2 separate regions of the Homo sapiens genome follow, and region 2 is linked to region 1. The links are chromatin contacts, found by Hi-C in ENCODE. All regions are on one chromosome and are shown on one strand. The core of a region is the stretch at or near the end of the contact, and the rest is flanking DNA. Distances in the headings are between cores, read along the strand shown. Region 1 has its middle 61 kb from the start of LINC02907. Region 2 holds the start of SOHLH1 (spermatogenesis and oogenesis specific basic helix-loop-helix 1).

Region 1 (5,788 bases), core at 1,793-4,292:
GTCTCATGTGGAAGGAGTGACAGAACTTCGGGTATCATTGGCATCTTTCGCCTCCGGATAACCCGACTCCCTGGCTTCACAGGGGAACGGCCTCAGAGCCACCAATACCAAAACAACGACTGGGAGAATGTGTTCGGGTGCCCCGTGACTGTCACCAATGTCGGGTGAGATTCTGTGGGGTGCTTCATGAAATTCCAGGGGGTGGCTGATGGCAAAGTGTCCCATGAAATCTGTAGGGCTGTGGCCGAATTCCACAGAGGGTCCCGTGAAATCCTGGGGCCTATGAAATGCAATCTGCCAGCCTCTGCCCACCTGTAGCCATGATGGGTCTGGCTGGGCACGGGAGAAACAGCAGGAGCTCAGCCCTGCACCCGCAGCTCTGGGAGCAGAGAACATGCCCTGGACGCTTCGGGGCTGAGTGGCTCCGCAGGCGGGAAAGCGCGGATCGGACCTGCAAGGAGATGCCACCCGGACTGCCACACTCACCCAGAGACAGACATGAAAAGAGAGAGGGTTGCCATCCTCATGTGCATAAAGGGCAGTGGGGAGGAAGCGGGGAGGAAAGGGGTCAGGTTGGACGGCAGGAAGCCGGATGCCAGCTCAGAGCGGGAGGCTCTGTACCATGTGGCTGGCCATACCCTGGGCTCTGTTGGCGAGGTCTGACCACGGAGGCTCTGTACCATGTGGCTGGTCATACCCTGGGCTCTGTTGGCGAGGTCTGACCACATGAGCCTCAAATTCAGGCGGGTTCTGCTCACCAGCAATATCTGCCTGCCCTTGGGCAAGTCCCTCAACCTCTCTGAGCCTCAGTTTCTTCATCTGTAGAAGAGGAAGAATAGCAGCCCCTCTCGGGTGGCAGGAGGAAGGGGAAGATGACCTGAGGGGCGGTAATGGAGACTGGGGTGGCAGCTGACTTGAAAACTGGCGCCATGAAAGAAAAGACACTGCTGTTCTCCCCGTCACAGATGAGGAAACCAAGACTCAGAGGGTCCAAGGCACTGGACTGAGGTGGCACAGCCAGAGGCAGCAAGGAGCTGGACCCGCCCCAAGCACCGTCTGACTCCAATTGCAGCCTCCCAGGCCTGCTTCTGGCACGAGTCTGTTGACGTAGGCCTTAGCCACCAGAGCCAGTGCTTCCAACCGAGCTCTCTGCAGTGACAGAAACGCTCTAGGTCTCTGCCATCCAACAGGACGGCCACAAGCCACATGTGGCCTTTGAGCCCTTGAAATGTCAGTGCAGCCGAGAAACCGAATTTCTAATTGTATTGAATTTTATTAATTTAGATTCAAGGAGCCACACGTGCTGAGCAGCCTGACTCTGGGCGTCATTGCAGGTTAATTGAGCGTCCCCCCAACGCTGGAAAGCCACCACCCCCACCCAGATCACTCAGGGGAGGCTTTTTGAAGAACCACCTTGCTGCTGGCTACACCCAGTGGCGCTGGGGGTCTCTGAGGGGCCCATGGATCCATGCTAAGGCCTGCGGTCGGGGCATCCACCTCCCAGCCTCAGCCTGCAGGAGGAGCTGTCAGCTCCAATAGACTGGCCTCGGGAGGCTACTACTGGCTCTAGGCCTCGGGCAGCTGCTGGGCTCACCCAGACGGGGTCAGCTTTGCAGAGAAGGGTCACAAGGTGAGGCAGGGTCTGTGTACCTGGAGGTCCCGGGGGGGCCCTCAAGTGCCACAGGCTGGGTCCAGGCCTAACTCTGCCCCTCCCTGACCTGGTGTCCCTGAGCAGGTCCCCATCTGCAAAAGACATAATGGGACACCTTCCCCACCTCCGTGGGCTGAGAGGACTGACTTGGATTCCTCGTGGGGAGGGAGGGCCAAGTCCCAGCCAACCTCGGGCTCTGGAGGGCAGCCCATGGTCTCCCCGTCATCACTTTGCCAGGTGGCTGCCCACTCCAGAAAGCACTGTAACTACCCTAGTCATAGCTTCCTAAACCCCCAGAAGTGAAGGTGGCAGCAGGCAGGCGGAGGCAGGGCCTCCCCACCACATGGCCCCCGTTCTCCTAAACAGCACTCTGGTGCCCAGATACTTCCAGGAAGATTAAGCTGAAAACTCCAGCGCAAGCTGCTGGAGGAGAGGGGGTTGCTGTGGCAACCGCATCTGGCCTATTCACTTGAGTTTTGGAGGTGAGGGATGGAGAACAGAAATACGGCAAAACCCCAAGCGCAAGGCCTCCTTCGATTTCACAACCAGCACGTGTGTGGGGGGGTCGAGCGGAGAGAGGCGAGTGCTTTAAAACTCGCTGAGACAATCCACTCAGGGTTTGTCTGTGGCTCTTTAATATCCAGCCACCCAGCCTGGTTCTGGCTGTTCTGTTGCCAAGAGGTGACGTCAGACGCTTGGCAGCGTGACAAGCTGGGGCCAGGCCAGGTGCGAGCTTCACAGCACCCGGTGCTTCCTGAGAGACCTCAGGCAGGGACAGGAGGGGTTTTTTAGCACCAAGGCTGGGGCGGGAGAGGAGGAGGAGCTGCTCACAAAGATGCCCTGCCCTTTCCACGGAGATCCTCCTAGTGGCTTGCAGGGAGTCTACCTCCTGGTGCCGAGCACACAGAGTCCCCCAGGAGGACACAGCACCTAAATGTTTGTGTATATTCCGTGTGTATTCCGAGTCCACTTGCACACTCCAGGAGCATTTATCTGCAAACATTCAGAGCTCCCCTACACACCAGGCTCTGTGCCAGGTGCCAAGGGCCGGGACTAAGACACATGTGACCTCATGGAATTGCCATTGGTGGGGACAGAGAAGCCAGGCGGCCCCCACAGTGCAGGGCCTGGAGTAGGGGAGGTGCAGGCTGCATGAGCACAGACGAGGAACAGCTCATCTCCTCTCAAGGATGGAGGGGAAAAACCAGGGAGGCTTCCTGGAGGAGGTGGCATCCAAGCTGAACTCTGAGGAATGCCTCAGCCTCATGAAGGAGCAGCACAAGGCTCCTGAAGCAAGGGCCTGACCAATGTTCAGCCCAGTCCATCGGGGACGCAGGAACAGCACAGGTGGTCAGGGCCTGTTCTGGGGGCCTCCTTGGCAGAAGGAGGTTGGGGTTAAGCCCAAGCACAGCCGGAGCTCCCTGGAGGGTGCATGGCGGTGGTGCAGTGCCCATCCTGCATGTCCAAACCATTGTGGCTGCCAGGTGGGGTCCAGGTGTCTGGGGCTGGGCCTGGAGCTGAGGCCAGGTGGAGGCTGCAGCTGAGATGCAGGAGGACACAGAGGCAGGCACTCAGGTGGCCTCGGCAGGAGGGGGCAGTCCTGTTGGGTGCTCTGGCCTTGGCCCTTGAAAGCCAGTGAACTGGAGGATGAGGCCTGTGGGGCAGCAGGAGAGCCATGGATCTGCTCCTGGGGAAGGGGCAGGGTCAGGGGCTGGCACAGGGACCTGGGAAAAGAGACCTCGAGCTGGGCCTTTGGATGCAGTGCCAGAGGGGAACTGGGATGCCTGTTTCAGGTTCAGGCTGGGTAGGGAGCACATGGGCAGGTGGGTGCCCTGAGGACAAGAGCCCTGGGCAGTCCTGGAAAAAATCAGAGTGACCTGCAGGATGCTTCCTGCCGCACGCCGTGTTAACATGCAAATGGAGACTGTTTTCACTGCACATATTTCGCAGTCTAATTTCATAAACCGTATATTCATCAGAGAACATCATGGAACATATCGGAAAGTCCAAAGAGAAGGTACATGCCCACAATCCCACTCCGAGAGCAAGTGACAGGTGACGTCTGCAAGCACAGCGTTCTAGCTCTTCCCGTGCATAGATGCACTTTTCTTTTCATCAGCTTGCGACCATGCGTTCCAGTGTTTCAAAGGCTGTTTTTAAAATAAATACAGTCTATCTTCCAGGCACCTGCCTGGCACTTTGTAGGTTATCAGTAAACATTTGATGAATAAATGAAGGCAGGAACAGTTTCTCCTGGTGAATGCTCTTCTACAAAACCGAGTTTGCACCGTCGTCAGCGGCTGCCTCATGCCTCGCTCTGTGCATGAGCTGCCCTCTCAGCCCCTCCTCTGCTGTGGGGCGTTCATGCCATTTCTGGGTTTTTCACTCTTTCAGACGCTGCTCAGCGGATGTCCTGGTGGTTATGCCTTTTTCCACGTCTCAGAGGATTGATCAAAGGACGGTTACTTTGTTAGAGCAGCTGACACATTTATGACATTACTCTCAGAAAAGCCTGCACCGGATTCATCCCAGGGTGGGACGCCCGTGCCGGAGCCCACACTCTTGCAGCACTCAGCTCCGTAGCTGTCTCCAAACTGCTTTGCTGAAGAAGGTGATTCTTTACAGTTTAAGTCTATGCTTCTCAAATCCTCTGTGGCAAAGACTGGTTACTGAAGCTTTTCCAATCTACCTCAGACCAATACTAGTAAAATGAAGTAAAATATATATATATTAGTTTAAAAAAAACACACACACATTTTAAGCCATCATGTTTTAGTATGAGATTCAACAGACACAATTATCCTGTCAAATTGCTATAGAGTTCCTCAATTTTTGGATATTTTTATCATAAACTTTTACTCGATCATTCCTGGACCAGTTCTGGCCCGAGGTTGCACGTTGGGTGGGATGGTTGAAATAATTCCCCCACTGAAAATAATCCCCCACTGAAAATAATTCACCCACTGGCCATCTATTATTAATAATGTGGACAACCTGTGCGTCGGAACAGCGATTTCACTTGCATTTCCAATCCCGCAGGTCAGCAGGAAGGAACACATTCTTCTCATTGGAAGAAGATGGAATCAAGCCCAGGCTGCCAGGGCTGTGGCTGGGACCCTGTGTGAGCCCAGAGGCCACGGGATGGGACAGATCCCAGTCCTCCAACTCCCGGCAGGTATCTGAGGCTCTGCCACCGTTTTCCAACATTGAGGGGCTGTGCTGCCCTGTGGAATGAGGACAGTGTCCAAGTTAATGAGGCTTCGTGGCAAATGCCCAGCCCCCGTCAGGAGGCCTTCATTCTTTGCCCTCAAATTGTGGGGGTGGGGGGCTGGATTGGACCAGAACAGTCTGTGCTGTGCTCTGGCTGGGGCTTGGACAGAGAAGCCTGCCTCCCTGGGGATGCCCTTTAGGCAGGGCTGAAGGCATAGCGCAGAGGGCTCCTCCTGGTCCCTGGGTGCCCATTTCTGGCCCCAGCTGCCTCCCCTGATGGCCATGGGTACTAGGATGAAATCCTTGCACCAGGGCAGCCCCGGCCTGCAGTCACCCCTTTCTGGGATGAAAGCAAGGCAAGGTGCCTGGGCTGGAGCTCGGGGGCAGGTGGTGCTGGGGACCTCAGGTGGTTGTGATTTCACCTCTGGGTCCCCAGGCACACAGGTGCACACGCATCCCACACACACAGGCATGTGCACACGTGACACGCGTCCCCAGGCACACACGTGCACACGCATCCCCCACACAGGCATGTGCACACGTGACACGCGTCCCCAGGCACACACGTGCACATGCATCCCCCCACACACAGGCATGTGCACACGTGACACGGGTCCCCAGGCACACAGGTGCACACGCATCCCCCCACACACAGGCATGTGCACACGTGACACGGGTCCCCAGGCACACAGGTGCACACGCATCCCCCCACACACAGGCATGTGCACACGTGACACGCGTCCCCAGGCACACAGGTGCACACGCATCCCCCACACAGGCATGTGCACACGTGACACGGGTCCCCAGGCACACAGGTGCACACGCATCCCCCAACACACAGGCATGTGCACACGTCACACGGGTCCCCAGGCACACAGGTGCACATGCATCCCCCCACACACAGGCATGTGCACACGTCACACGGGT
Region 2 (5,788 bases), core at 2,313-4,812, 420 kb after region 1:
CCTGCCATGGCCAGGCAGCATAGGCGGAAGGGCAGATGGGGCGCCCCGGGGAAAACAGATCTCCGGCCACATCCAAAACACACCAGCCACAGGCGGGTGAGAGAAGCAGGGCCACAAAGCTGGACGGAGCAACCAGGATGGGGCCGAGTCCCTCTACCTCCCCACTTCCCACAGACCCAGGACAGAACCAAGTCCCTCTACGTCCCCATGCTTCCCAGCAGACCCAGGGAGTGACCAGGATGGGGCAAGTCCCTCTACGTCCCCATACTTCCTGCAGACCCAGGGAGTGACCAGGATGGGGCCAAGTCCCTCTACGTCCCCATGCTTCCCAGCAGACCCAGGGACCCAGGGAGGAGAAGATCAGGCCCTCCCTTCCCTGGAGCACATGGAAGTCCCAGGAGGAGACAGGATAGAAGGAACAGCTCCCATGGTGGCCTTTGCCCAGGACTCTCCCTTCCTCGAGCCACACTTCCTCCCTCCCGAGAGCACACGTCCTCCTTTTCACAAAAGCAGGCACAGCCCGGGGGCCTTGAATCAAGCTCATCCCTCAACACGTGGGTTTCTCACCAACACAAGGGCCTGGGAAAACTTCGAACCCCGTTTGCAAACAGCCCCCATTGTTCTTAGGGCTAAAGCACAGCCTGGCGCCGCTCCCCAGGCCAAAGGCACCCCACATGCACACCCAGGACTCACCTGAGAAAGGGGGCAGCCCACCCCGCACCTGGCACAGCCCCAACAGTGCCTCACACTTGTCCGTGCCCAGGGACGTGCAGCTCGCGGGGTCCCACTGCCTGGAGGACGCAAGGATGTGCGGCACGGGCTCTGGGCTGGCCGACGCTGGATCCAGGGACCAAGGACTTTCCAGAAACGCCTTCACATCTGGGGTTCTAGAAGGAGCAACATGACAAGGATCCTGGGTCTATTCCCCAGCCCCCTGGAAGGCTGCCCCCACCCACCCCAAGAGCAGAGGGCTGGACCCATCCCCAGGACACCCCAGGCACCACCCAGCATCAAGCCAGCCTCTGCCCAGGGGCCCTGGGCCAGCCAAGCTCCACAGCTGTCTACCCAGTTTCCCTCTGCCCAACTCCTCCGGTTCTAGATTCTTCCACAGCTAATTAGCCACCAGTCCCATGCCCCAGCCTGCTTTGGGGTAAAATGGGTACATTTAAACACAAGATGCAGACAGTCCTTCAACCTGGGGAGCTGCCATTCTGAAAAGAACCAAATTATCTTGACTTCAGAAAACTGCATTCCTGAAGCTGCCCATGGGGAGGAGTATGACACCTCACTGACCACCTGTAAATTCCCCACACACAGGAGCAGAAGAGATCCTCCCGGGCACCTCCCACCTCCACACCAGCCCAGGCCCTCAATTCTGCTGACCGCGCTCCCCCCTTGCTGGAGCTCGCCCATGTTGGTCACCTCACACCTGGCCACCTGAGTTGGCAGGGCCCTGGGCAGGTCACCACCTGCGGAGGCCAAGCCGGGCCTCCAGGCCACACCCTCCCGAGGACATGCCAGGGGGCTTTGGGTCTGCTGCTCCCAGGGTCACCCAGCCCTGGAGAGCGGGCCCCAGGAGACACTAACCGAGTCCCGCTGGACGCTCCCGTCCCAGGGTCTGGCACACCTGCTTGAATCTGACTCGACAACGTCAACTGTAAAACATCCTCCTGCAACGAGTGCCACATTTCCTTGGAGGAAGCAAGAATCTGAAATTTAAGTAAACATGTAAAACAAAGACAGAGACAGTCAGCTGAGAAACCCAAGACACGGTGACAAGACTGCTACCCCAGGGCCTGGAGGGTCACTGTGAGCTCGGTCCCCGCTTGGAACTTGGGGGCGAGAGTACAGGTTGACAACGAGGCTGAGGTTCCACCCCCGAAAGGCCCCACCATTCCTGAATCAGGCTGTGCATACCCAAGGGCCTCACTGCAAATGCTGGGACCCCTGACCTCACAGATGACAACACAGTTTCATTCCCCACACAGGTCCTCAGCCCCAGCACTCACGGGGTCAGCCAGAGCCCCCAGAGCCTTGGAGAGGGGAGAGGAGCCTCTCTCTTGGAGACGTGCAGAGAAATGATCTAGGGGGTGCTCAGCCAGGGAGGATCAGGAGACCCCAACTCTCCCCCAAATTGGCACGGAGCATCTCGGCAACCCATCAATGAACAGGACTCAGGGGCACAGGAGGGCTGGAAAGGAAGGCTTGCTCCTTTCCAGGAACAGAATAACAACAGGTAAGGCTTGAACAAATCAGGAAGTGCCCTGCCGAAAACGTGGCCTGCTCTAGCCGTGGAGACCCAGAGGGCTGAAGGAGACGGGGATGACAGGGGACACACTGCCTGCAAGGTGGTGAGATGTCCCATCACCGTGATGCCGGAGGACTGACGGCGTCTACCCTTACAACTCACAGCGTGCTGCTCCTGACTGGGCCCCAGGGCGCTGGCAAGCCGCAGGAACTGCACAGACATCTCCAGGACCGAGGCCATGTCCTCCCGCCGGCCATCGAACTGGGGCAGCAGGGCCCGCAGACGCTCACAGCTCAACGACATCCGCTTCCTGGTTCCGGTCAAGAAACAAATACCTCTGGGCCCTCCTGCCCTCCCCGAGAAGGGACAGCAACTGCTAGAACCTGCCAGATAGACCCTGGGCGCTTGTCAGGCAGAGGGGGCTACAAGATGACTCAGAGCTGCCCCCGTGGTCTGAAGCCCCGAGATCCACATCAGAGCACAGCCTGGGCCTGACCCCTGGACCTCGGCGACAGGCTGTCCAGCCCAGGCCCAAACCATGGCTGCTTTGCGGTGTGGAAAAGACAGCGAGGGTCAGAGGCAGTCAGAAGCACAGAGGGTCACAGGTGCACAGCCTCAAGAGGCCAAGGCTTCAGGATAAAGAGGGGCTGCAGGATGTTCCCCAACAGGGCTTTTCTGGTTTACTTGGAGATGTGCAGTCTGTCCTTCTCCTGGGCACAGGCCACGAGCCCCTCCCAGCTGCCTGACACCTGGTGGCAGCCCCGAACATAATCTCACCCGCTCCACCCCTTTACAGCGCCCTCACCCCTGGGAGGCACCACCACTCACCTGCGCTCCCTCTCGCTGATCACGTTCCGCCGAAGGCAGGAGCTGGGACCCTCGGCCACCGTAGGGGCCTTGGGCGGGCCCGAGCCCCGGGCCGAGTCCTCGCAGCAGGAGAGGGCACCAGACAGGGAGCCGCTGCCGAGAAAGCCAAGAGCACCGGGCCCTGAGAACCCCAGAAAAGGCCACCAGGAGTCCCAGATGCCAGAATGGGCGTCTTTGGGGTGCGGGTGGAAGCCAAGACTGGGTCACGTAGGGACACGGCCCGGCCCTCTCTGCACCCCTTCCCCTCTCCCAGGGTCCAGGGCTCCGCCCCAGGAGGCCCAGGATGGGTGGAGCCCAGCAACTTGCGGAAGAACCCCTGGGTACAGGCCTTGGGCCCCCAACCCCTTGGCCGCCAGCCCAATTCCTCACTTGCATCCCCTGACGGTAGGGATTCTGGAGACCTCCGGGTAGGGCTCGGAGCACCGGGACGCCATGAACTCGCAGCTGCGGAGCGACCCCACGCGCACGGCCCCTTCCGCAGGCAGCCCCGCCCCCTCACGTGTGCTCTGCCCACCTGCCACGTGCTTTCCACCTAGCCCACCCCACCCCCACTTGCAATCCGCCCCCATAGCGCATGCGCTCTAGCCCTCCCCACGCAGCCAGCCCGGGGCCCACGTGACCCGCGTTCCTGCAAAGAAGGTGCTGGAAAGGGACTCGGGGGGTCCACCCACTCTATGCCCCCGCAGGACGCCAGGGGAAGGGGCCCCAGCCCAGGTGGCCCTGCCTCTACCCTTACCTTCCCGGGGGTCGCCTCGGTTCCCACTTATGCGGTGGTCTCGGTGCCCTTGGGCACTTTGGAGATGCGGGCTCTGCCCTTAGGAGCCCAGCCCCTGGTGGGAGTGGGCGGGCTGGGCTGAGTTGTTTAGCCCAGGCCTGGGGGACCCAGGGACACAGGGAGGGGGAAGGGTACCCGCCTGCTCCCCAGTCGCCCACGCCTCCATTTTCCCCCAAATCTAGTACGCTTGCAGACGCTGCGCCTCAGGGTAGGGTCACCATCCACACTTCTGGGTCGCCCAGAACCAGGGGCATCTTGTCCCCACCCCAGGCCACCATCGTCCGTGCTCTTCCTCCCGCTGAGCTCTGCCGGGCACCCTCGGAACCGTCTGTCCCTTCACCTGGCCCTGCCCAAGCACCATCCCCGCTTTATGCCCTGGGGCCCCAGCTCGACCCCTCACCTCACACTCTCAACAGGTTTCTGCGGGATCGCGGGGGTCCTGCCCATCCAAATTCAGAAAGCTCCGGCGCCAGGTGTTTGCTCACCTCCCCGCTGAACTCCAGGAGCCGCCCTGCGCTGGGCTTGAGTCCCCCAGTACATACTTTTGGGGGGATGACGGAGGGAAGGGGGAGGTGGAGACCCTTCCTCTTTCACGGAGGTTGCGGGGGGCCCTCAGGGAAGCAGAGGGGACGAGGGTGGGGGGTGAGGCTGGACTGTTGGGAGGACATCCCTGGCCTGGCTCGTGCTGAGGTCGTAGCGGGAGGAGGTGGGGTGGGTGGCAGGGGCTCTCCTCCCGAGAGGGGAGGCAAGAAGGAGCCCGGGCAGGTGCCACCACACGGGGACGTCTGTCCGGGGTGCCCCAGTCTCCTGTGGAGAAGGCGCGGCTCTGGGCCTCGGGCTGGCATCCTGGACTTTGGGCCAAAGATGGGTGAAGGGTGTTTGGAGCAGAGGGAGGTTATGTAATATAAGGTGGTGTCTCCATCCCTGCTCCGCCCAGCCTTGGCTGCAGGTCAGACATGGAGGAGGACGGGGTTGGAGAGGAGGGCAAAAGCTCTCGGGGACCTGGGCCCCTCTCCCGGCCCTGCCCCTGGCCAGGGAGGGATGGACGGGCTGGCGATCTGGGGCTCCTCAGTGGCAGAGTGGGGCCAAGTTTTTGTTTCCCTAAAGCCCTCGGAATGTCATCAAACCTGTGACTCTCCTGCCGTTGACAACACGTGTAATTACTGCTAATTAATCACAGATGCAGATGGTGCGGCCTCTCAGTTTTTTCTGAGTTCCCCAGGCAGGAGGGCGTTGGCAGAAAGGCCACCATCTTGCCCCGGCGGCACCCGCCCAGGGGTGGTGGGACCCCGGCAGCAGCACCGGCCAATCTAGGGACCTGAGGAAAAACCCCCAAGATGCCCACGAGCTGTGTGGCGGGGGCACAGGCTGAACCTCTGCTGGGGACTTAGCATCCTAGACTTCCCCGAGTGTTCCCCACCCACCCCTCAAAAGCATCTGTGTTCAGCCTGCTGCCTCCTGGAGAAACAGGGAAGGACCCTCTGGAGAGACACTGGGGAGGCCAGGGACCACAAAGTACATGGCATGCGCCCTCCAAATGGACCTGGCCCTCCCCCTGGCCCTCGTGGGCACAGTCCTGGCTTAGTGAGGGGCCTGGTCCACCCTGCAAACCAACAAAGCTCTGGGGACAGAAATCGCAGTTCTCCAGAGCTCTGTGTGAGGCTGAGCCAGGGTGACGCATGTGTAACAGTGTGAGCACGTGCACGGGAAAGGGGGCCCGCAGGGGGACCCTCTGCTTCCTAGTCTTTGGCCTGCAGCATCTTAAGTTGGGGCCCCTCCCCACCCGTCTAAAGGTGCTGTGTGTGCCCGTCTGGGTGAGAGCACAGGGCGGGGTGCAGTCATCCCCCTCCCCCAGGCCAAGCCCAGGATGTGGCGCCCACCCACAGATGCCGCAGCCT

Evidence for each region. Hi-C counts contacts between places; a loop is a spot of excess contacts on that map.
Region 2: a map of posterior vena cava shows a loop between it and region 1 (3-fold over the local background). The contact joins the promoter of SOHLH1 here to the enhancer-like site in region 1. A Hi-C loop is called at or near these places in 2 of 168 maps with a recorded cell type or tissue (dorsolateral prefrontal cortex and posterior vena cava).

The regions. Positions count from the first base shown.
Region 1 is chr9:135,279,802-135,285,589 of GRCh38, forward strand. No RefSeq gene overlaps it. Among named protein-coding and RNA genes, the nearest start is that of LINC02907, 61 kb to the right of the region's middle. RefSeq lists enhancers at 3,174-3,721, 5,196-5,788. Within about 2 kb of position 3,043, at least 4 of the 41 ENCODE cell types and tissues checked have a DNase peak (open chromatin) inside an H3K27ac peak, as active enhancers do; they include dorsolateral prefrontal cortex, where a contact is called at or near this core.
Region 2 is chr9:135,695,919-135,701,706 of GRCh38, forward strand. It overlaps SOHLH1 (spermatogenesis and oogenesis specific basic helix-loop-helix 1), which reads right to left and starts at 3,563. Exons shown (of 8, transcript NM_001101677.2): 1 at 3,485-3,563; 2 at 3,077-3,208; 3 at 2,411-2,558; 4 at 1,588-1,709; 5 at 694-887. The coding sequence starts at 3,549.